Linked DNA regions of Homo sapiens: region 1 is linked to region 2. Evidence: chromatin loops called from intact Hi-C (ENCODE). Cell type or tissue: PC-3. All regions are shown on one strand. Each heading gives the region's core, and the rest is flanking DNA. Links, peaks and the distances in the headings are about the cores only.

Region 1 (4,988 bases), core at 1,199-3,698, 80 kb after region 2:
CCTGTTGGGCACACAGACCATACACCAGCTTCCTCTGCAGTGAGGCGTGGCCACGTCTTTGAGTGCTGGCCCATGGATTGTGGGCAGAAGTGCTGCGCTCCATTCCTAGGTCTGGTCCATTAAAACCTTCCATGTGTCATTCTCCTTTTCCCCCATCTGTCAGCCAGACACAGAAACCTGGCACAGCAATCCACAGCCCCAGGGTAAGGCAAAACCACAGACGGAAGGAGCCAATGTCCCTAAATGAACATATCTAATGCCACCTGGAAAGACATCAGGAACATCATATTGGACTACGCGTGAGTGGGAAATAAGCTTTCTGCTACATTAAGCCACTGAGATTTGGGGATTTGTTCATTATAACCATGCAAACACTAACATTACTTACCCTAACATAGATCTTAAGCTTGGTTTGCTGAGAAGACTCCACAAGGACTGAAGCCCTACTCTTTCTGAGTGACAATTTTGATGAGGCTCTGGCCTTCTCTCAGGCCCCTGGAAGTTTCTCTGTGAGACCTGATTACTGCCAGGAGTCCTTTTTCCACTGAGACAGACCTGTCTGACACTACATCTGTACCTCCTGCCAATCCACGAGCTATCTTCCCAAAGACAGGCTGGCACATCCTCAGCTCACCCCACTCCACACCTGCCAGGCTTAGCTGGCTTCTAGGAATGCCTCACAGCTGAGTTAGGGGTAAAAACAAGGTTTATGCCTTGACTCTTAAGGGGCAGCAGGAAGTAATAAAGAGACCACTGGGTACAGTGCCAGTCAAAATCAAAAGGAAAACACCAAAGCCATGTGTTTGTTATAATGTTATAATGTGGAAGCATAGGTCATAGTCCAAGAGCAGAGCTGTAGACACATTCATTACACATTTATTCATTCAAAAATGTATACAGCAACTGATGTGGGGTAGGTACAAATCACCAATGAGTGTTGTTCATTGAGTCAAAGACATATTTGCCATTGTAGCTCTGCACATTCGTACTTCCTTTCCTTCTCTTCCCAGTACACTTGTTCTTGGATCACATGACTACTACTTCTAATTAGCCTTGGTTATCCATATATGGTTAGTCTATGGATTAACTTGAACTGGAGAATGCAATGCAGCAAATGGAAAACCTTATTACATGTGAATTCTTCTTTAAAATCCTCATTTTCTTTTATACCACTCACTATACACACTCAATGATTCAATCTTCTACTCCTGTGAATTTTCCCTGATCCCTTAATGCTGGCATTTGAATGGCTGCTATGTGTCTTCTTAGAAAAAAAAATGTGTCACCTGCAACTTGTTTTTTTCTAAAGGAGGCTCTGTTTACTCACTGTACACAAATGACAGTATATTCCTCAGCTCCTCCTGGATTTCACCAGTCAGCATCTATGGGCACAAATGACAACTTCGACTAACATTATTTGACTCCTTCTCATCTCTCACCTTCCGATGGAACCATTGAGCTCAATGCAATGTTCTTTTCATTCAGAACACAGCTTAAGTCAATGTGGAGTAAAAGCTGCAAGCATAACTCTTGCATTCGAAAATCAACTTTGGCCAGGCGCCGTGGCTCACACATTTTGAGAGGCTGAGGCGGGCAGATCACCTGAGCTCAGGAGTTCAAGACCAGCCTGGCCAACATGGTGAAACCCCGTCTCTACTAAAATTACAAAAATTAGCTGGGCATGGTGGCAGGCACCTGTAATCCCAGCTACTGGGGAGGCTGAGGCAGGAGAAATGCTTGAACGCAGGAGGTGGAGGTTGCAGTGAGCTGAGATTGTCCCACTGCACTCCAGCCTGGGTGGTGGAACAAGACCCTATCACAAAAAAAAAAAAAAAAAAAAAAAAAAAAAAAAAAATCAACTTTAACTTGGTAATTCACCAACAATCCCTGTATGATGGCAGGAAGTCTCACTCTGCTTCAGGCTGTCAGCTGGGAGGGCCATGGTTAAGTTAGTTAACCTATCTGAGCCTCCTTTTTTGTTTCATGTTGTGTTGTGTTTTCATTTGAAAAATGGGGACGAATGTATTCTTTGCATATCTACTCATGTTGTTTTGATGTTCAAAGAAGATAAAATGGAAGTACTTTGTAAACCATAAAGCAGATAGATTGAGACAGGATGGGGCTATCATTCAGTTGCTCCCCAAGCCAAATATGCCCCTCAATACGTTCTCACAGATGTGCATACTTCCTATCTCTTCTGCAAAGTCCAGTACAGACTAATTTTCCCCTTTTCTAAATATCAACCTAGTGGTCCATTTGTCTACTCTTCTCTAGCTGTAAGGACTGCATAGTTTAGCACCTTATCTCTAAAGCATTTTATGCACCAAATTCCTGTTAGCTAACTGAGGTGTGTGTGGGTGTGTGTGTGGATGTGGATGTGTGTGGCTGGCTGGCCTTCCACACTAAACTGGCAAGGACTATCTCATACTCATCTGAGTCATTTCCCCAGTATGTGTGCATGTGTGGCCCTTAACAGGGGTCCACATAGAAAGGGCATCTAAATAAACCTTTGGAGCGGGGGAAACTAGGAAACTTCATAAAGGGTATGTTGCCTGAGTTAAATCTCAAAAGATGAAAAGACATTAGCCAAACAAGGTAATAGCACATGAAAAGGCCAGGAAGCTCAGAGCATCTCAAGAGCTGATGCTCAGTAAGGGTGGGCAGTGAGGGCCAAGCCTCAACAGGGTAGGCTGATGGTGGAGAAGAGTGGAGACCCACAGATGGGCAGGTGCAGGAGGACAAGGGCTACAGCTGCCACTGACGAAGAATCGAGGAAGAATCTGAAAAACACGTGATCTTCAGCATAGGCTACAGCCTTTTTACATTCTAAATCCTGTTATTCTGCTCCTCTTTGTCCCCATGGTGGTAACTCAGAAAGCACCTCAATACCACCCCAAGCTTCTCACATCCGGCATCCAGCCCAGACATACGAATTAGACCAGCAGAGGCCCAGGGCAGAGGTGGGTGCCCAGGCTGACCAGTGGGCACCCCCTTCTTGAGTGTACTCTGTATCCCTGACAGCCAGAAGACAGCCCCACATTACTTCAGCCCCTGCCTTCTTTGTGTTCCATATTCCTATTTTCTTGACACAAACCATACAAAGTTTCAACACTTGGAGACTGCAAAGTAAACCATTTGTACATACCAGGTCTGGTAACACTTTAAATAATAGGCCAGTTAGTTAATGCTGCACTACAATAAAAATTCCTGTCCAAGTACACATTATGTCCTCATTAATGCCAAGTGAGTTCAGAGTGATTAATGTTATGACAATAAATAACTGGGAAATCATTATGACCACCAGGCTGCAGCACACAGTGGGGCCCAGAGCAGCCTAGGCTTCTGCTACTCTCTGAACACACTAGGGTGCTGCCTGCCCCTCCATCAGGCACACTCAAGCCCCTCCACACCACAGCTCCAGTGAGCATGGGGCTGTGCCAGAGAGCTGAGGCTGGTGAGCCCTACTCATGAGGCCAATCTTGAGTCACCTGGGAAGAGAGGACAAGATTATCAGAACCTGCCCTCTCCTCCAGTGGAAAGAGAGCATGTGTTGGAAGCTGGAAACGAGGCCCTCAAGTCCATGGGCAGAACAGCTCTCATCAACCTCCTGGTAGAGACCCAGGCAGGGAAAGCTGGGCCAGCTCTAGCTGCATTGGGCACCATCAGGAGGGGCTCAGGGAAGTGGGTAGGTCTCTCATGAGGGACAGTGGAGGGTGTGGTCAGGGAAAAAGGGACTCACTGCCCAAGAAGTTCAGATACAGACAGAGGCCCCTGTCTTCAGGAAGTTTCTCTCAGGGCAGTAAATGAAAACCAGCTTTGTGGTTGGTCAAAGAAATAGGGCAGCTGTGCTCTTTCTCAGCATCTCTAAGCCATGTGGGGGCTGGTCCCTGGGATAGGAGACTGGTCCATGGGTAGTATCTTTGAAGCTGGAGATGCCAGGCTAGCAAATAAAATGCTGACAACAGGGAATGAGAACCAGATTAGAAAAAAAAATAACTTTACAAACCATGGAAACTGGCATCTCAGCCTTTAGGGTATAGAGAAGGCTTGATCACCCAAAGAGCAACTTCAGCTCCTCCCCAGCTCATCCCACAAAGCCCACTTTGCACCCATTGCCCAAATGGCTGTGGACTCTGTCTTGGCCTATGGGAGGCCTTAGGCTATTGGCATATGCCAGATCTTATATGAGTGCTTGTTTTTGGCCTTTGTCCTTCTCAGTTTCTCTGAAGCAGGTTTGATCTGGCCTGCTATGAGCCCCTCTAGCCTTTGGGGATTTTGTGAGCAGCACAGTACCTGAAATATAGTAGATATTCAGCACAGGATGGAATCGGGCTCTGGGTGGAAGGCCAGAACTCCCCAGCCTGTCTTTCATTGAATGGACCACTACCTCCAACATTGCTGGCCCTCTATTCACCCCTGCCCAGTATCTTCTCAAAGCACAGCCCCTCAGGAGTGGGCATCTAGGCTAAGACTGGAGCCCCAGATGGACATGGGGGTGAGGAAGGGTGGGCTTACTCCAAAGTAGGAAAGTCCAGCTCAGAGTTTCCACTCAGTCATCAAAAGTCAACCCTATTGATTAATGAAGATGCTGGGTTGACCAAGAAATGAGGACAGAAGTGGCTAGAAGTCAGTGTTGACTTTTCAAACAACCATAAATTCCATAAGAGTGACAAAAGAACCTGCTCTGTAATCTTGCTCATTATTTACACTAAAACCTAATTAAAGTCATTATGTTTTTTGTTCATTAAACAAACTTACTATTACAGACACCAAGCCAGCACAAGGGCTGCTGGGCTCACTCTGGAAGCCAAGAGCCTCAGGCTCAACCAGAGCCCAACATCCAACCATCTTTTGAGTCAAACTTTCTCTGGAAAGAAAGACTGCAGAGAAACAGAATAGGACAAGAAGCTGGGACAAGAAAAGTATCACAAAACTCCCCTGAAGTACATGTCTTCTCTGTTCTGCCTCTTTCTACAAAGCAAGAACAA
Region 2 (4,988 bases), core at 1,370-3,869:
CTAACCATCCCCAAAGACATTGTTTGCCCTGGAATCCTGTCAACTAGATGCTGTATTTTCCCTTCTACACCTAAAGGGTCTTAAGGGAGGTAGGTGTCCTCTTTGCTTCCCATTGCCTCTTCCTCCTTCAAAGCCCTTGCTTCTTTGAAGTGCAAGTCATCAGACTTGACCACCCACTGTTCACCTTGGTCATTTACAGTTCTCCCCATTCTTCCTCCCCATTCATTGATGACTTTAGCATGTGGCTCTTGTTGTTAACATGTTAACATCCACATGGATAGAAAACCTATGCACAGCACATCGGTGCCTCCATTTCTTGATTCCATCCGATTCAATGATCTTTTCCTCCATCCCACCACAGCCACCAACTCCCATGGTTACTTTCTATCTTTTCATCCAGTTACTCCGACCAATAACTGCATCCCCTCTGCGATGTCAAGCTGCTCCTCTCTATGACCACCTCTTCTCTTATTCAAGAGCACCCACTCCAGCAATGCGGACCTCACTGAGATGCTCAATCCATGGTCCCTTTCCCTTTCTCACCACCATCACCTACTCACCCCCTACTTCCCACACACACATGATCTCATCCTCTTCCCCATCCAGCTCAGGTGCCTTGGTCAGCACTATATCTACCCCCTAACACATGTTTACCTCCTTTACCCCATTTTCTCTGTATATCACACTAGCCCAGAAAGATCTGAACGTGAATAAAACCAGCCATCTGCTTACTCTGAGTCTGTACCCAATGAACCAACACTGCTGGGGAAATCACATCATGATCATGATGATTGGATTTGCTTTACATTTGTAAGCACAGGTGTCTACACTTCCAGTAATCCTACTTTCTTGCCTGGTGGATTCGCTTTCCAAGTCTCCAAGACAACTATGCTGTCTTCTCTACATTGTCTCTCTTCTAGAATAGATCTTCTCTACTCCCTTAAACATCTAAAACCTCACTCTCAGCAAATGTCTCCCGCCATCACTCACTCTCTTGCCATAGGGATATGGTGAAAATATGTTGTTTCTCCTCCAAGCAAAACAAACCATTCTCTCTGCTCCAGAATTCATCTCCTCTCAGCTTCTCAGGACCTTGTTCCTGCAATTACCCCCTTATCTCCCACTGACTCTTCAACTCACCCCAGCTGGGCTTACATCATTTCTACCCACCAAAAATGGCTCTTATCATGGTTGCCAAAGACTTACGTTTTGCCAAGACCACTGATAAGTTTTCAGTCCTCAACACATTTAACCTCTTAGGAGGAGGAAATTGAAATGCATTCTTTTCTAAGTTCTTAAGATGTTATTCTTGTCTTGTCTTTCATCTACCTTAATGACCATTCCTTCTCCTTTGCTGTAATCTCCTATTGTGCTCAACCTAGGGCTCTGAATGCAGCCTTCATCTCTTCCCAACTACTTTCTCCCTCTGGATGATTTCAGTCTCATTATTATAACCAGCATCATTGCTTTGATAGTCCCAAACCTATACACTAGTTTATACATCTCCCACAAATTCCAGACAGATATTTGAAACTGTCTCCACATGGTCATCGGCATTTCAAATCTTATATGGTCCCAAAAGATCTATTGATAGCTTTCTCCCTCCTGCTCTCTCTCTCTACCCTACTACCCTGTTGTGCACACACACACACACACACACACACACACACATCAAATCTCCTCTTCCCTAAGTCTTCATCTTTGTCCATGACATTATTACTTGCACAATTGTTGAAGCCAGCAATCTTAAAATCACCCTTGATTGCTCTCTTTCCCTCATACTCCATGTTTAATTCACTGGCAGGTCCTGGTGACAATGTTTCCAAGTATATCCCAAATTTGACTACTTCTCACAATATTAATCATCAAAATCTTAATCTAAGTCCCTGACATCTCTCAACTGGTCTACTGTAAGGTCCTTCTAACTGGACTTCCTGCCTCCTTTCTTGATTCTTGACCCTATACAATCTACTCTTCACACACCAGCTAGAATGGTATATGTATATGTATGTATATGTATACACACACACACACACAGTATGCAGCCTTTTCAGATTGGCTCCTTTCACTTAGTAATACATATTTAAGTTGCCTCCATATCTTTACATGACTTGACACCTCACTTTTTTTCAGTGCTGAATAATATTCCCTTGTCTGGATCTACCACAGTTTATTTATCTATTCACCTACTGATGGACATTGTGGTTGCTTCTAATTTTTGACAATTAAGAATAAAACTGCTATAAACATCTCTGTGCAGGTTTTTGTGTGGCCACAAGTGTGGACATAAGTTTTCAACTCATTAGAGTAAATACCAAGCACAATTGCTGGATCATATGCTAAGAATATGTTTACTTCTGTAAGAAACTGCCAAAGTATCTTTCAAAGTGGCTGTACCATTTTTGCACAGCAACCAGCAATGAGAGACTTCCTGTTGCTCCACATCCTCACCAGCATTCGATGCTCTCAGTGTTTTGGATTTTGACCACTCTGACCTGTGTGTGGTGGTATCTCATTGTAGTTTTATAGAGCAAGTCTTTTTAAGTCGTAAATCCAATTGTGTTGCTCCTCTTTTTAAAGGTTTTCAATGATTTCCCACTACAACAAAAATAAATTTCAAATACCTTACTATGATCCACAAGGCCCCTCATGACTTGGTCTCTACCTGTTCATGACTGCTCTGATTGGTCAACACCTTCTCCAATCTCATCAGGTACCACTCTCCCCATGGTCCCTTTGCTCTACCAATTTGGCTCTTTCACTTTTTAAACATGCCAGACCTGTTTCTGCCTTAGGGCTCTGCACTTGCCTTTTTTTTTTTTCCTTATGATGTTCTGCCAGGTCTTCAGTTGTGTGTCATTCTCATGAGTCAGGTCTTGGATTAAATATTAACCCTAAGACAAAACTTTCCTAGCATGAAGCACTGATGGATGTGGATGGTTGGATAGATGGAGAAAATATAGATCCTAAAAGAAGTAAGAGAAAACTTGGTTGTCGTGTAGTAGGCTGATGTACCAATGGAAGGAGCTATAAGGAGGAGGAGTCAGGAGTCAGTGGGAGCAGCCATTCCATACCCCTTTGGAGAAAGGAGGCTAAAGAAGAGAGACTACAGGAAGAAGTAGTGCAAACCTAAGGAAGCTGGCGACATCAGGTGAAATTAGCACAAGCTTCTGGAGGGGATCTGGAGGGTCAGTTGCCTACCATCATGCTAATATATAAAGCATCAGACCTTAATTACACACCACTATATGGAATGAATGTACACTCTACACACCTTGGGCACTTCCTAGGGCCTGAGACTAGAGGCCATCTGCCTGGGTCAGGGAGAGGCAGGCTCTGGGCCTACTGCATTGCAGTTCTAGCAACCACTCTAGTCTGTATCTGTAGCTGTATCCAGTTAGTTCAGAAATCCAGGCAGAAAATAAAACTCAGCATCACATAATACCAGGAGCATCACAGATCTGCCATGGTCTGCAGAGAATCCAAGTCTGTGCCACTTTGTTTTTTACAAGTATACAATCTCTTTTTTGATGTTATGAAACTCAAAGCTTACTATTTTTACCTTTATGACCAAAGATAATTGGCAACTTTCTATCTCCTCTGTAATGACTTTTTTCTTAAATCATGTTTGATGTTGACATTGTTTTAGGCCATAATGTCTCAAACTGTAGGTCATGAACCGTTCATTAGTTTGTCATGAAATCAATTTAGATGGTTCATAACCAGAATATTTTTAACAAAATAGAACAGAGTAAATGAAAATAGAAAATACCAAAGTGTGTCACACAGAGTAAGGACAAGTACTATTTCAGAAAACATGTTTCAATTATTCATATAATGTACAATTTTTACATATATGTGTGTATAAGATATAAAATGTAGGGTCACAGCCAAAAAGCAGAAGCTATTGCTCTAGGTTTCTCTTGGCTTTAAAACAAGCTACATAAATATGTTATGAATAATGTATAAAATATATTCTAAAACAACTTCAAAATTCATGTAGAATTCATTCATGTCAAGGAAGCACTGCCAAAGATAATAACCATCAAAAGTAGTACACAACAGGTGTGGCAATTTGGAAGATTCTATTTTAAGGCTGAGATCCTGACATTCCACTAGACTAAAGGTCAGAAGAACTAGGCTAATTTCTTCTCTGGCCTGATGGTTTTAAATAATTCCCCCTCCTTTTTCTGGCCTCAGATTCCTTATCTATAAAATGACAAACTTGGGTTCATTAGCTTCTGAGGATCCCTCTGTGAAAATTGTACATTCTGCATCTATAAGAGGCTGCATAAAATGATCAGGCACTTCAGCATCAAATCCTCCTGACTTCAAATCCCAGCTCTGTTACTTACCAGTGAGTACCACTGCTAGTTTCCTTGATCAGGAATTGGGAATTAGGGTATGTCTTCCACAGGGCAAGGGTCAGGATTAGAGACAGTCTTGTAAAGCTCCTGGCATAGACAGGAACTCTGCAAAAGATGGTTTTCATTATGTCCTGCTCTGCCTCTCTTTGTCTTTATTTATCATTATTATTATTATTTGAGACAGGGTCTCACTCTTACCCAGGCTGGAGTGCAATGGCACAATCTCGGGTCACTGCAACCTCCACCTCCCGGGCTTGAACAATTCTCCCACTTCAGCCTCCCAAGTAGCATGAACTACAGGCATGCACCACCACATGCAGCTAATTTTTGTAATTTTTATAGAGACAGGGTTTTGCCATGTTACCAGGATGGTCTCGAACTCCTGAGCTCAAGCAATCCACCTGCCTCAGCCTCCCAAAGTGCTGGGATCACAGGCATGCACCACCCACCTGGCCCTCTCTCTGTCTTTATCCACGTCTGTGCACGAGCACCCACTGCCCGAAATTTCCCACAAATGCCGATCAGCAGGATTCCCAGTGGCCGTGACTGTGGGTCTCTTCCCCATCTCAGAAACTTCCCCTCGGTTTGCAGGCCTTGGCTGCCTACAGCTCAGTACTCCTC

The links. Peaks named below come from ENCODE experiments on the same cell type or tissue, not always from the same donor. Only the 100,000 strongest peaks of a DNase experiment are listed, where the experiment ranks them.
Region 1: it touches region 2 in a loop (2.8-fold over the local background); 1 of 110 quality-filtered maps calls a loop at or near these places.

What each region holds. Positions count from the first base shown.
Region 1 is chr2:19,759,973-19,764,960 of GRCh38, forward strand. No RefSeq gene overlaps it. Among named protein-coding and RNA genes, the nearest start is that of LINC00954, 110 kb to the right of the region's middle. In PC-3, for the core only: no CTCF peak of the experiment used is centred there; no DNase peak of the experiment used is centred there.
Region 2 is chr2:19,679,848-19,684,835 of GRCh38, forward strand. All of the region lies in intron 1 of LOC124905977, which reads right to left. Among named protein-coding and RNA genes, the nearest start is that of LINC00954, 190 kb to the right of the region's middle. In PC-3, for the core only: no CTCF peak of the experiment used is centred there; a DNase peak (open chromatin) is centred at 2,824.